Regions from separate parts of the Homo sapiens genome. Here all the other regions are linked to region 1. The links are chromatin contacts, found by Hi-C in ENCODE. All regions are on one chromosome and are shown on one strand. Each heading gives the region's core, a stretch centred on a gene start or an enhancer-like site at or near the end of the contact. The rest is flanking DNA. Distances are from core to core; before and after follow the strand shown.

Region 1 (4,823 bases), core at 2,023-4,522:
CTAGAAAAAATAAAAAAAAATTATCCAGGATGCACGCCTGTGGTCCCAGCTACTTGGGAGGCTGAGACAGGAGGATCCCTTAAGCCCAAGAGACTGAGGCTGCAGTGAGCTATGATGATGCCACTGCACTCCAGTCTGGGTGACAGAACAAGACCATCTCAAAAAGAAAAAAAGAAAGGTCAGTGTTCAGAGCAGGTAGATACTGGTATGAATCTTCTATCGATCAATCAATCAATAATCTATCTATCAGCAAAATTAACTGATAGCTTATTATACCCACTTCATACCCATCTAGGTTCTCCATAGCCCCTAATCTAGTTTAATGCTCACAAAAGTCTATCATTACCACCACATAACAGATGAGAAAACTGAGGTCTAAAGTCACGCAGCTGGTGAGTGTGCGCAACAAGCAAAGCTGAATTTGTCTCCAGTGCTTGTGACGTGCTGGCTGTGCACTTCACACCCAGCACACACTCTTGCACTAACCTGAACACTGTCTGCACTCAGGACTGTTTACATCTCCCTTTTATGATAAGGGAACTGAGACTTAGAGTTGCCAAAGATGAGGAGCTGGTGAGTGGTGGGCAGGATACAGACCCAGGCTGGGCTGACTTCAGAATTCTCTCCACCTTACTCAGGGAGGGAGAACAGGCAGCTGGGATCTGGTTTACATAATAACTCTGTCTGTGACCCGGATAAGTGGAAGGGATGACCTGGTAGCTGGCAAGTGACTCAACTTCTCTGTGCTTCTGTTTCCTATAAATTGGGGATAATAACAGAACCCACGTTCACAAGGCTGGGGTGAGGATTCAGTCAGGCAGACTCTGAAGCCTCAGCTCAGGGCCCTGTCCATCCCAGGGACTGTGTAGTACCCCCGCTTTTAGTGTCTGTTAAGTGCTAGATGTTTCCAGAAATATTTGTGAAATAAATGACTAAATTAAGGTGGATTGGAATAGAATTACAAATGTTTGAGACAACTTAGAGAAAGGGACAATTAAAACATTAGATCGGCTGGAGGGAGTAGCTGGTATACTGACTGGTTAGGCATGGAAATTCAAGACAAGGAAGGTGCAAATGACCTGAGGAAGCTGCCAGTGGAACATAGAGGTAGAGCTGGGACTTGAACTCTGATCTGTTGGATTCTGGGCTCTTGGTCTGAACCCCTGGGCTGACTACGGCCTAGAGAAAGATAGAGCCAGTGCCTCCCTGGCACCCCCTGAGCACAGATGGGGGCGGGAGTCATGCATGTCCCTGAGCACAGCCAGCGCCTGTCCCTTGCTCCAGGGGTGAGAGCCGCTGGCCTGGGAGAGGGGAGGTCAGCTGGGGCCTGGAGCCTGCACTTCAGGGGGAAGTGCTTGCTGTGTCGGGTGAAAGGAACCCTGGGGCCTTCTCCGTTTGGCTCTGCACAGCCATCCAGTGGGCGGCCCTCAGGGACCCTCGATCCAACCTCACCTTTTACAGATGGGCAAACAGAGGCACGGAGCAGGGGCCTGGCTGGCCCAGGGCTGCACGTTCTTGAGCATGCCGTCACGGGCACCTCTCGCTTGTCTCTTGTGCCTGTCAGGGAGTCAGGAGACATCGCCTTCCATCCTGACCAACCGTGTGTCCTTAAGCAAGTGCTTTAATATCTCTAGGCTTCAGTTTCCCTACCTGATAAATGTGGCTACAAGCCCCGTCCTGTTGATAAGATGATGGATGACTAGGGGTGGGTTCCCTACATTCTGACTGGTGCCTAAGTGAGACAGTGGATGGTTTACGTGATTCTTGGTGGCTGGGATTCTTGGGGGCCCAGGGCACTCCTATGCTCAGCACTTCTGTAAAATGGGTGATGGCGAGTGGCCTTGGCCTCAGGGGCCCCAGCCTTTGCAGATCTGCTTTCATGACCAGGCAGCTGGCTCCAGGTCAGAAGCAGGGCACTATTGGCCCAGAGACCCTGTAAGACCCTAGAAATGATGCCTCGGCTTGACACTCCAGTAAAGACTGAGAAAGCTGATTATAAAACCAGGCCTTAGAATAAAATCAAATTCAGCAGCCACAGTCAGCTCCCTTATGGTTGTCTCTTACAGGTTTCATTGGGAGTCACCCATTTAAAGAGGAGGGGGAAGGAAAGAGTTGTGCACTGGTGTATCCATGGGGCCTTGGGTAGCTTCCCATCCCTCTCCAGGCCTCAGTTTCCTCATCTGTGAAATGGGAAAGCAATCCTGTCACTCTAAAAGCTCTCTGGGGATAGCCACATAGACGGTTCCATGGCCCTTTCCTTCCCTCTCCTCACCCTCTGTAGCAAAGATTTCTTGACTTTATAACAAAATACTAAAAGTGTTGTTGCTGTTGGCCTGGGGGCCTGTAGTTGGCCCAGGGGACAGAGCAGCTTCCCAGCCTCCTCTGCCTTCCAGCCGTGTGTGCACAGACAGTCATTCTCCTCCTCCTGTCCCCAGGTGTCCTAACCACCCCCTCTCCAAGAGCTGACTGCCAAGTCCAGTCCTTCTTCTGCTGGGCACACAGAGGCCACACTATCTTTCTGAGGGCCTGCGGAGGACTTTTCATGGGGGATGAGCCTCTAGGGGGTGAAATAAAGCACATGGCCCACGCTGGGAGACAGAGATCCCAGGATGTTGGATGTGTGGCTGCCTCTCTTGGGGAAAGGGTGGGTACCCTCCAACAACTGGACGCTCACCTGAGAAGCCTTGCCAAAGCCAGGGGCTCCCAACCCAGTGTGTGTAAGAATCCCCTGGTGGGGTGGGGGTGGGATCCCAGGGGCTTGTCCAAGAGCAGGTTTCCTGGCTGCTAACATAGGAAGGTGCCATTGAACAGGCCTGGATTCTGCATTTTCCATGAGTCCTCTAAGGCTGTGCTGAGGCAGGGGTTCCCTGACACTGTTCTTTTGAGAAACACAGGTGTGGTGACTTATTCTCCAGGCCCAAGATGGGTTGTACAAGCGCCTAGCATTTCAAAAGGAATGGAGGTGATGGAAGGTCCAGGAGCTGTCCCTTCCTCTGCCTCAGTGTGCTAAGGAGAGCTCCAGACACAGTGGCTGTCACTAACTCTTCCCCCTCCCACCCTGCCCCCAGCAGGTGCCAGGCAGGGCCCCAGGAGAAGGGGACTCAGGCCACAGCAGGCAGAGGACAGCTGAGCTTGGGATCAAATACTGACCTCCAGTCTCCAGGGCTGTGTGTGTCCAGGGGTCCGGGAGGAGTGTCATATGGCCCCTTCGAGCTCTTGGTTCTCAGCTCCGGCGACAAGCCGAGGGGCTGCCACTTTCTAAGTTCCCCGTTTGAAAACAGGAAACAGGCTGTGTGACCTGCTTCTGATCGCCCCAGCCCATTGGCTGGTGAAACATGGTATATTGAACTCAACTGCCAGCCTGCCAGCTGTACCCACCTCTTCTTCCGGGTAGCGCAGGGAAGGGCAAGGCGGTGTGGGGCCAGCCCTGTGGGATTTAGCTCAGCCTCACTTTCCCTGCCGCCTTGCAGAGGTCTGGCTGTCCTTCGAGTCCCCGTTGATCTCTGGAATTCAGGCATTAGCTCCCAGAGCCCTTTAACATTCATTATTCTACTCTATGAGCTAGGCATGATGGGGGCCGTCATGCCCCTTGAACAGATGGGAAAACCGAGGCTTGGATCACAGAGCTGGTGGGACACAGAGCCAGTGACTGACATAGAAGAGCAGTGGGGTAGAATTACAGTTCCATCTGGTGCCTTTTCTCTGAGCAAAGCTGTATCCATCACCACCAACAGAAAGTCCCAGGGAAGCGAAACCCCAGGGCAGTGTGGTGTGATTCATGCCCACCCATCTTTGTGGCCTTGAAGGCAAGAAACAGAAATCAGACAAAAAAAAAAAAAATAGAACTTTGCTGGCTCGCCCAGAAGTTTGCCATGTGTTTTTTTTTGAGCCATGATTCCCTTCCTCCCTATTAGAGGCAGTCACAGTCCTGATTCAGATGGGGGTTACTTCTTGGCTTTTCCTTAGAAATTTACCACCTATGAGATCCCCAAACAATTCAGTTTCATTTTACTCATCTGTGAATCTTATATAAATTGAACCATGCATACTGTGTGTATTCTCCAGTGCCTTGCTTCTTTCATGCAACATTTATGGGTATAAGATTCACTGATGCATTTCTGTGTAGATACTTTTTTTCATTTCCATTGTTGTGTTGCTACATTATTATTATTATTTATTTTACTTTAAGTTCTGGGATACCAGTGTAGAACCTGCAGGTTTGTTACATAGGTATATATGTGCCGTGGTGGTTTGCTGTACCTATCAACCCATCATCTAGGTTTTAAGCCCTGCATGCATTAGGTATTTGTCTTAATGCTCTCCTTCCCCCTGGCCCCCACCCCTGACAGGCCCCAGCGTGTGATGTTCCCCTCCCTGTGTCCATGTGTTCTCACTGTTCAACTCCCACTTATGAGTGAGAACATGCTGTGTTTGGTTTTCTGTTGCTTCATTATTTAAATACATCACCATTTGTCATTTTTTGTTTTGTCTTTTGATGCACACTTGGGTTGTTCCTAGGGTGGCCATCATGATCAATGCCACTGATGATATTCTTACACATTTATCCAAGTCCATGTACTTATCTGAGGTGAAATTGCTGGGTCTCAGAGTATAGATAGCTTCAACTGTGCTAGATTACGCCAAATATTTTCCACAGTGGCTGTGCCATTTTGTATTCCCACCAGCAGTATATGAGAATTCCAGGTGCTCCACCTTCTTACCTGCACTTGATATGGTCATTATTATAATTATTTTAAAGATGGGGTCTTGCTCTATCACCCAGGCTGGAGTGCAATGGTACCATCATAGCTGACTGCAACCTA
Region 2 (4,622 bases), core at 1,412-3,911, 2.4 Mb after region 1:
TCGAATTTGTGGCTGCAATGAACAATGATCACCTGGATGACAGAACAAGACCCCATCTCTTAAAGAAAACTGTTAGTGTCTAACACGTTATAAATATTTTATTATTGTTATTTACATACTTCAGCCTACCAAAACTCCTGTTTTCCATGGAGAAAACAGATCTGTTGATAACTCTGCAGTTTCCAGAAACACTGTGATTAGCAGAATGAGAAAAATGCCAGGAGAACTCAGAAGAGAAAGTCACTAGGAAGACTTAATCTCATCAGGTGATGCCAGAATCCAGAGGTTGTAATCTAGGACTTTGCCCAGGCATGCTTTGGGGCACAGTGGTGGGGAGGGAGCTGTTGCAAAGATGGGGCAAGAATGGTCTGGACATGACTCAGACACTTTAAAGTGAAAGAATGGGAAATTGTCTGGCAGCTGGTACTTACCATGGGCAGTCAGCACTCCTCTGACTGATTCACCTTCACCAGGGCACCAGCCTGCAGTGAAGTAGCTGGGGCTGGTTCCTTTTAGTGACACCCACCACCCCTTGCCCTTCCAGGTATTGTCCACAGATGACACCTCCTCCTCCTCCTCCTGCTCCTCCTCCTGCTCTGCCTCCTCCTCCTCCCCCTGCTCCTGCTTCTCCTCCTCTTCCTCCTGCTCCTTCTCCTCCTCCTCCTGCTCCTCCTCCTGCTCTTCCTCCTCCTCCTGCTCTTCCTCCTCCTCCTCCTGCTTCTCCTCCTCTTCTTCCTCCTGCTCTTTCTCCTCCTCTTCCTGCTCCTCCTCTCCTTCTGCTCCTCCTGCTTCTCCTCCTCCTGCTCCTCCTCCTCCACCTGCTCCTCCTCCTTCTCCTCCTCCTGCTCCTCCTCCTTCTGCTCCTTCTTCTCCTGCTCCTCTTCCTCCTGCTCCTGCTTCTCCTCCTTTCTCCTGCTCCTCCTCCTCCTGCTCCTCCTCCTGCTCCTCATCCTCCTTCTCCTCCTGCTCCTCCTTGTCCTCCTCTGCCCTTGATATTCACTTTGACCAGATTACACCAGTACAGAGAGTCCAAAGGTTAAATAGGCACACACTCACACACAAACTCACACTGGGCTAGAACAATGACAGAGCGTCCTGGGGGAGCAGAGTGGGGGCCGGGGGGAGGGGGAAAGGAGGATTGCAGGCCTAACTTTCACAAATCACCTGAAATTTCCACTGAAGGCATTATCTCCAAATGTTGCCACAGAGATAAACTGCCAGGATTACAAGAAAACGTGAAGACGTTCCCATAGAACTCTGTAATGCTTATATCCATCACCAGGAATGTCTGCCCTTGGCGCCCTAAACATAGATTGATTGATTGATTGATTGATTGATTTTGAGGCAGAGTCTCACTCTGTCACCCAGGCTGGAGTGCAGTGGTGCGATCTCAGCTCACTGCAACCTCCTCCTTCCGGGTTCAAGGGATTCTCCCACCTCAGCCTTGGAGTAGTTGGGATTACAGGCTCCTGCCACCACGCCCGGCTAATTTTTGTATTTTTTGTAGAGACTGGGTTTTGCCATGTTGGCTAGGCTGGTCTCAAACTCCTGACCTCAAGCGATCCTCTTGCCTCAGCCTTCCAAAGTGCTGGGATTACAGGCGTGAGCTACGGTGCCTGGCCCTAAATATAGATATTTTTAATAAATCCTCTACTTATCTCACAACGAGCTCAATCGCTTTGCATTAGATCGTTGGGTGTGTTAAAAGTATTCATGTGTTACATTAAATGTGAATTCAACAAAAGCAGAGATTTTTGTGTTTTGTTCTTCATTGTATCCCTTGATTGTAGAAAAGTGGCACATAGTAGGTGCTCAGTTAATCGTTGTTAAATGAAGACATAAATGAAATATAAACCATTAAATGTCCACCATATTTGTAAGCGTTTTGGCATGTCTTCATTGAAAGAATACCAGGCAGCTGGGAGCCATAGTTTACTCCGGTAATCCCAGTGCTTTGGGAGGCTGCAGGTGAGAGGATCGCTTGAGACCAGGAGTTCAAGAGCCACCAGGGCAACATAGAGAGACCTTGTCTCTACAAAAACAAAACAAAACAAAACAAAAAACAAAAAACACAATTCCCTTAAGCCGCCCCTTCCCCTTCCACTGCTCAGAGAAGGCCTTCCAGCAGAGCAGAGCACGAGGTCGCTGGCACACACCCATCCTCCACCAGTCCTGGCCTCTGTAGAGCAAGCCAGCAGAGCAGGCTGTTTCTCTCATTCAGGGACGGTTTAGGGGGTGGCAGGAAAAAATGGTTGCTGATAGGCGAAGGGCCTCCCTGGGTTGGAGAGAACCCCAGCCTCGGATGGTCCCAGCACATTTAAAAGAGAAGCAGTGCCAAAGGTGGGGTGCACTGAAAGCTGCTGGATGAAGGGAAAGATCCTTGTGCTCAGCCCGGAAAACCGGAGGATGGATACCAGGCCGAGGGGTCCCTCCGTGCCCCAAGAGAAAGTTCACCAAGTTTAGATCCCAGTGCCCCGCAGCGGGTGAAGGTGGTCCCGCCCCAGGCCGGATCTGGCCACAGGGCTGGCGGCGCGCTGGAAAACCGCCCACGTGGGAAGAAGCCCTGGCTGCATTTCCGCCCTGGACTGCGCTCCCGCCTGCCAGCGCGGTCCCTGCGCAGCCGCCCCGCGCCCACTAGGTGGCGCCTGCGCTCTAGTGGGCGCTTCACAGGCGCAGCGACAGCGACAGCGACAGCTCGAACCTGAGTCCCAGGATTCCGGGGACTGGAGGGCAGCGCCGGCAGCCAAGGTAGGATTCCTGAGCCCCGGGCGTCTCCCTGGAGCCTCTGAGGTCGGGGTGGACAGCGGGGCGGCCGCTGGGCACCGCTTGCGGTCTGCAGAGATAACCGGAGGAGTCGGGGCGGCAGCACGTGTTGTAGCCGTGGGGGGGACCCAGAGACCCGCAGCCTCGGAGCTGGGCCTAGAGCAAGGCAGAGCACCAGGTCGCTGGCACGCTCGCATCCTCCCCAGCCCTCGCCTCCCAGAGCATGCCCGAATCCCCAAGCCGGGCGTCCTCGAAGCGGAAAGCAGCCACTGTCGCCCAGAGCCACTCCAGGGTGGCAGCCGAGTGCTGATAAGGTCCAGAGCACCACTTCTTAAACTTGTCTGCCCGTTGGCGTTGCTTGGGAAGCATTAAAAAAATACCGATGCCCTAGTTCCACCCCCGCCCCCCCCCAGAGACTCAGATGTGATTGGTCTGGGTGGGGGACTGGACATCTGGGTATTAAAATGTTTGCAAGAGATTCCAGCTGGCAGCCAAATTTGAGGACCCTTGATCTAAGGAGTTGGAGAAAAACGGAGGACATTTGTTTGTTCTAACCCAGAATGCTGATGATTCCCTCCTCCTCCTATTCCTCCAGTTCGCCCTCCTCCTCCTTTCTCATGTGCCTTTTAAGCAGGAAATGCCTCTGCCTTTGTACTGTCAAACCCAAGATAACAAACTAACCATCCCCCACCCCCCACAGTAGGGCTGGTTCTGAAAGGGTTGAACTCGAAAGTGGACAAGGAACAGAAAGACACCAGTGTGGAATGTGAGCGAAGACTCTTAGGGGTTTATGGGTAGGAAGGGGGTTCCTCCCCACCCTGATCCCAGAGAAGATCAGGAGACTGGCTGGAGCTGTCTTCCTCATTTTGGCAAACCTAGCTGATTAGGCAGTGAGAGGCCTTATAACGAGCCTTTTTTACAACTAGTAAAAGGGCCCTTTTACAACTAGTAAAAATGAGCCCTTATGTTTGTTTGTTTTATAGAGATAGGGCCTCACTATATTCCCCAGGATGGTCTCAAACTCCTAGGCTCAAGCCATTCTCCAGCCTCGGCCTCCCAAAGTGCTGGGATTATAGGCATGAGCCGCTGCGCCCCGCTGACCCCTTATGTTTATATAACAGCAGTGTTACTAACATGGGCATAGATTCCCCCCCATAGGCAGCCCTTCCTTTGTGACCTTGGAAACTCACTGAACCATCCTCAGCTTCAGTTTTTGTATCTGCAAAATGGGTGTGAAAATCGGGTTGCCTTGGGAATTATTCACAATAAAAGCTACTGTTTACTAAGGGTTCACCCTATGCTAGAGGCTTTCTGTGCAGGGCCAAGTTAGACTCCTGACCATAACTTCCACGGTAGAACTATGAATACTGCATTTGATAGCCAAGGAAACTGAGGCTCAGAGAGGCCAATGATCTTGCTCGAAGTTATATAATTAATTAATAAGAAGCATGTCCCATATTTGAACCCAGGCAGTCTGCTCTTGAGCTCAGGTGCAAAAGAACAATACTCTGCTGTTTCCCTTGTTGACCAGGACAGCGTGCACGGGGCAGGCGCGTGGTGTGTCTTCACAAACACTAGCTATCACTGCTGTGAGCTGAGCACTTCCACTGAATTGACTCATTCGCTCATTGGAAATACATTTATTATTGAGAGCCTACTGTGGGCCAGGCAGTTTTCCAGATGCTAGAGATAAAATATGAGTAAGACAGAATTCAGCCAGCCCCGAATGAGAGAAACAGGAAGAAAGTGCAGTAGATTCTCATTATTCACAAGTTCTAAATTTGCAAATTCTTCCCTGTAATCCCAGCACTTTGAGAGGCTGAGGCAGGAGGATCGCTTGAGGCTAGGAGTTTCAGATC
Region 3 (4,986 bases), core at 334-2,833, 2.4 Mb after region 1:
AGTTCGAGCCCAGCCTGGCCAAAATGGTGAAACCCTGTCTCTACTAAAAATACAAAAATTAGCCAGGTGTGGTGGCAGGTGCCTGTAATCCCAGCTACTCAGGAGGTTGAGGCAGGAGAATCACTTGAACCCAGGAGGTGGAGGTTGCAGTGAGCCGAGATCGTGCCATTGCACTCCAGCCTGGGGGACAAGAGCGAGACTTCGTCTCAAAAAAAAAATTGGAACCAACTGTTTTTTCAGGTTTCAGACATTTCTGTAAACCAGTAGAAAAGCTGGGAGGCAGACAGGCGTGGTGGCTTACGCCTGTAATCCCAGCACTTTGGGAGGCCGAGGCGGGTGGATCACCTGAGGTCAGGAGTTCAAGACCAGCCTGGCCAACATGGTGAAACCTCGTCTCTACTAAAAATACAAAAATAAGCTGGGCATGGTGTTGGGCATCTGTAATCCCAGCTATTTGGGAGGCTGAGGCAGGAGAATTGCTTGAACCCAGGAGGTGGAGGTTGCAGTGAGCTGATATGGCTCTGCCCCACTCCAGCCTGGGCAACAGAGTGAGACTCCGTCTCAAAAAAAAAAAAAAAAAGAAAGAAAGAAAAGCTGGGAGGCCTGAGATTTTGTGTCTATTATACCTAAGGGATGAAAGAGTCCTGACCTGGAGACCCGAAACAATGTTTGGCTGCTTTTTTCTTTGTCTCTTGTAAACCAACATCAGCAATGAGCAGGCCACCTCAAGTGTGACTCAATCAACGCGAGGCAGGAGGCATGCAAAACAAAACAGAAAACTCCTGGCAGCCTTAATATAGCGATTTTTCTAGCAATCTACATGACTATCCAGGCCCAATGCACCCCATTACATATGCAAAACATCTGACGTTTGTGTAACAAGCCCTTAACCCCTGGCTGTTATTCTTATTTCCAAACTGGGGTGCATCATTAGATAAATGCAGAAATCAAGAACCGTCGCTCCTAGTCAAGCGTCTGTGGCTCAGTTCTCAGAGCCAGGCCAAAGGAGTAATTATAGCTTTCCTCTATAGTGTACGGGGCAGGAGGCTGATTTAATAAAGGAAGCCTACTGTCTGTCTCCAGCCTGGCTCTGACTCATGGAACGAGGGAGTCCCAGAGCACTACCCACAGAGGGTGGGTGGTGAGCAGCTGAGGGTGGGAGGTGAGGGTGGCCGCTAGCAAGGCCTGGGCCCAGAGCCCTGAGAATGAGGAAACTCCCTGCTTGGCCAGGAGGAACCTGCAGCTGGAGCCAGAGGAAGTGAGGCTCAGACAGAGCAGCTGCTGTTCCAGCAACAGCAGCAACTGCCGCACCCTTGAAAGGAGGCCCCTGCCGTGTGGACCCGTAAAATAAAATGGGTTAGTAATTTTCATATTCAGAATTGATTGGGGGAAACGATCGAATTGCTTCTAATGGGGATGGCCACCTTTGTGTGCTGTACCAGGGTCTTTGGTTTCTTTTAGGGGCCTGGGTCGATGGAGTCTGGAGTGATGAGCGTTCGGTTAATTTGGTTTCTCACTTTGGCAGCTAATTAGGTCTTCACGACCACAGAGAGAGTTCTGAGCTGGGAGTGGTTTCAGCTACACCGAGGGGGACGGCCCGCTCTGGAATGGATTTGTGTTCCACCTTAGATAGGTCACCAGAGGTCATCTTATCCTTCCTTCTGCCTCCAGCTGCTTTCTCCTTCCTCCCCTGACAATCAGCCAGACAGAGGCAACCTGACCTCTTCCTCCTCCGGACTCCTCCGGGCGGGAGATTCGGCTCCACCCCTTCCCTTCCCGCTGAGTCACACACCTCCCAGTCAGGTGATCCTCCCCTGGGCCCTTCCGAGAGCACCTTGACCTATATTCCGTTCTCTCCATGACAGCAGACTCTAAGAGTCCCGGGAGAGAGCCCGCCAGGCCAGCTGGCGTGGTGCCCTGGCAGCCCCAGACTGCAGACCAGGCGCCCCGGGCAGCGGGAGGGGGTGCTCCCACCCCAGAGGCCTGGAAATGGAAAGTTAGGAGGCTGGTGGCTGTGTGCAGGGCGGGGGAGGAGGAGGTGGGGAGTTGAGTCAGCTGGGAAAGCTGACAGCCACTGGCGGCCGCGTGCTTCCTCCCCTCCCTCTCTGGGCTCCTCAGCTCCCTGCCAGGCCCTGACCAAGCAGGCTGCAGGGGATGAAGCGGTGAAGGGCAGATGCCATTGTGGCTGGGTGATACTGCAGCCCACGGGGAGAGGTGAGGAATTGTGCAAATAATGGGATAAACCTACATGACTCACCCGGAGAATGTGAGCCGAAGAAAACTTCTCCTGCCACAAGGACCGAATTCCCATTCCCAAATTATCCACAAAATGGCCCCTACTTATTTTGTCTATGGGTTCTTTGTGCAGTTGCTGCCTGTACAGTCTTTGTGTCCTCTGAATGTGAGGAGAATAGGGCTGCTATGGGAAAGGAAATTAAAAGAGAAGTGATCCTTGGGTATCACACCTGTAAAAAGCGATATTAACTGAAAATCACTGTTCCTTTTGAATTAGAAAGCACTCTGAATTTAGACTCATTCGTCTTTTTTTTTTTTTTTTTCCAAAAGACAGGGTCTTGCTCTGTTGCCCAGGCTGCTGGAGTAAAGTGGCTGATCATAGCTCAGTGAAGCCTGGGACTCCTGAGCTCAAGTGATCCTCCCGCCTCAGCCTCCCAAGTAGTTGGGACTACAGGCATGCACAACCATGCCCGACTAATTTTTTAATTTTTTTGTAGGGATGGAGTCTCACCATGTTGTCCAGGCTGGTCTTGAACTCCTGGGCTCAAGCAATCCACCCACCTTGGCCTTGGCCTTTCGAAGTGCTGGGATTACAGGCGTGAGCTGCCACCCCCAGCTTGAGTAGAATCTACCTTCACAAACACTTAGAAGCTCTATGACATTGGCAAGTCACTATAGGCCTCTGTCTCCAATCTGTAATATGGGGATTTTTAATAAAACCATCCTACTACTACATCAGATGGTGTGAACATGAAATCAGATGATGTGCATAAAACATGTTATTATATATAATTATGTGTAACTATATAATATTTTCTCTAGATGGCTATGTCACTGCCCTGTACCATCTGAAAGGGTTGTTTTACTTGTTCACTGTGCTCATGATAGAAGAGCCTGCCTCTGGGTGTGTTCACAAGTGTAAATAGAAAGCTGTAGCCTCTGGCTACATTAGGATTTACTGCATCTAACAAGCAGCCCCACATAGCTTGTTTACACATTACCGACAGATTAGGTGTACATCATCTTATTCCTTTATATCAAGAAAAGCAAGTTTATCATAAGATGGATAAAAACCTGCTGACTGGAATAAATCTTTTTTACTCCAATCTCACATTTTTTCCTTTTCTTTTTTTTTTTTTTTTTTTGAGACAGGGTCTCACTCTTTTACCCAAGCTGGAGTGCATCGGTGCAATCACAGCTCACTGCAGCCTCAAATTCCCATACTCAAGTGGTCCTCCTGCCTCAGCCTCCTGAGTAGCTGGGACCACAGGCATGTGCCACCACACTCAACTAATTTTTAAATTTTTTGTACAGATGAGATATCACTAAATTGCCCAGGCCGACAATTTTTTAATCAGGATGTAAACTTATGAAGTTACTGCCTGGTGTACAGTGGGTGCTAGATGGTAGGGTAGGTGCAAGTTAGATAAATGGAAGGAAAGAAGAAAGGAAGAAGGAAAGAAATTAGGCAACTATAGGAGCAAAGCTGGATTTACCAGGAAACCTCAGGGCTCTTCATTTGCAGGTGTCCCTTACAAGGCCTTGTACCTAATTTTTAATTCATAATAATGTATTCCTTTTCTAAGGAGAGTACCCTAGTATTGTATACACTTTAGGCCACACCATACTTGGATTTGAGCCTTTACAAGAGGTCTGTGAGAGACCCAACCCTTGTTCTTGTTTAAGATTTTTAAGCACAAGTGAAAATCAAGTGGTGTCAGGGAGTTGGGCATTTCCATGTCGTCTCCATCATGAACTCCACATCTGAAATTTGTAGAGAGATCATATGTAGGCCAGGTAAGGACAACAGTGTAAGGAATGGGTCGTAGGAAAAAAGTGGAGGTCAGGAATGTGTAGAATTGTTGGGCCGCTTCCAGTTGATTTCTGTAATCTACTCTCATACTTCAGGGCTATTAAGTTTCCAGAAGGTGTGAATCTGGGTGATGCTGGTTGCATTGTACTGGGCAATGGAGAAACAGTGGCTTGCAATCTGGAACTCTCTGCCTAGTCCTGGCTGGTCTTCACTAGGACTCACTCACTAACTAGTTGTTTGGCCTTGGTAGGAGTCACTTCACCTCTTTGGCCCTATGTTTCTCTACATTTAGGATGTTTGATAGGTGATTTCAGAGCCCCTTGTTTTAGCTTCATGAGAGTAGGGTTCAAAACTGCCTTCTTCACAACTGTATTCCCTGTGTTGAGTACAGTGTCTAATAATAATTATTATTATTATATTAATAGTAAGATTTTTTCATAGTGCTTACAGATGAGGAAACTAAAGTGCAGAGCTGTTAAATAAATGTCCTAGGTCATCCAGCTAGTAAGTGGCAGAACCTGATTCAACCCAAACAGTCTCACTCCAGAGTCTCTCTTCTGAACTGTGACACTCTATACCCACAATAAATATTTTTTTAATAGATTTAGGCCATGCATGGTGGCTCACACCTGTAATCTCAGCACTTTCAGAGGCCAGAGGTGGGAGAATCACTTGAGGCCAGTCTTCAAGACCAGCCTGGGTAACATAGCAAGACTCCATCTCTGCAAAAAAATAAAAAATTAGCCAGGCATGGTGGTGCATGCCTGTAGTCGTAGCTACTCAGGAGGCTGAGGCAGACGGATTGCTTGAGCCCAGGAGTTCAAGGCCACAGTAAGCTGTGATGGTGCCACTGAACTCCAGCCTGGGTGACAGAGTGAGACCCTGTCTCTTTCTTTTTTTGGGGGGACAGAGTCTTGCTCTGTCACTCAGGCTGGAGT

The links. A loop is a pair of places that touch in the nucleus more often than their neighbours do. Pooled maps may share reads with other maps.
Region 2: a loop to region 1 is called in a pooled map, with 6 times the contacts of the local background. The contact joins the promoter of CHD9 here to the promoter of SNX20 in region 1. A Hi-C loop is called at or near these places in 3 of 37 single-sample maps with no recorded cell type and 3 of 50 pooled maps.
Region 3: a map with no recorded cell type shows a loop between it and region 1 (5-fold over the local background). The contact joins the enhancer-like site here to the promoter of SNX20 in region 1. A Hi-C loop is called at or near these places in 4 of 37 single-sample maps with no recorded cell type and 3 of 50 pooled maps.

What each region holds. Positions count from the first base shown.
Region 1 is chr16:50,678,040-50,682,862 of GRCh38, forward strand. SNX20 (sorting nexin 20) reads right to left here and starts at 3,273. Exons shown (of 4, transcript NM_182854.4): 1 at 3,151-3,273.
Region 2 is chr16:53,052,330-53,056,951 of GRCh38, forward strand. It overlaps CHD9 (chromodomain helicase DNA binding protein 9), which reads left to right and starts at 2,662. Exons shown (of 39, transcript NM_001308319.2): 1 at 2,662-2,748. CHD9NB (CHD9 neighbor) reads right to left here and starts at 568. Exons shown (of 3, transcript NM_001396020.1): 1 at 432-568. RefSeq lists enhancers at 2,956-3,487, 3,000-3,049.
Region 3 is chr16:53,097,913-53,102,898 of GRCh38, forward strand. The region is part of intron 1 of CHD9 (chromodomain helicase DNA binding protein 9); the gene reads left to right. Among named protein-coding and RNA genes, the nearest start is that of CHD9, 45 kb to the left of the region's middle. RefSeq lists enhancers at 958-1,087, 1,046-2,245, 1,148-1,197, 1,288-1,367, 2,318-2,417 and a silencer at 1,908-2,017. Within about 2 kb of position 1,584, at least 40 of the 41 ENCODE cell types and tissues checked have a DNase peak (open chromatin) inside an H3K27ac peak, as active enhancers do.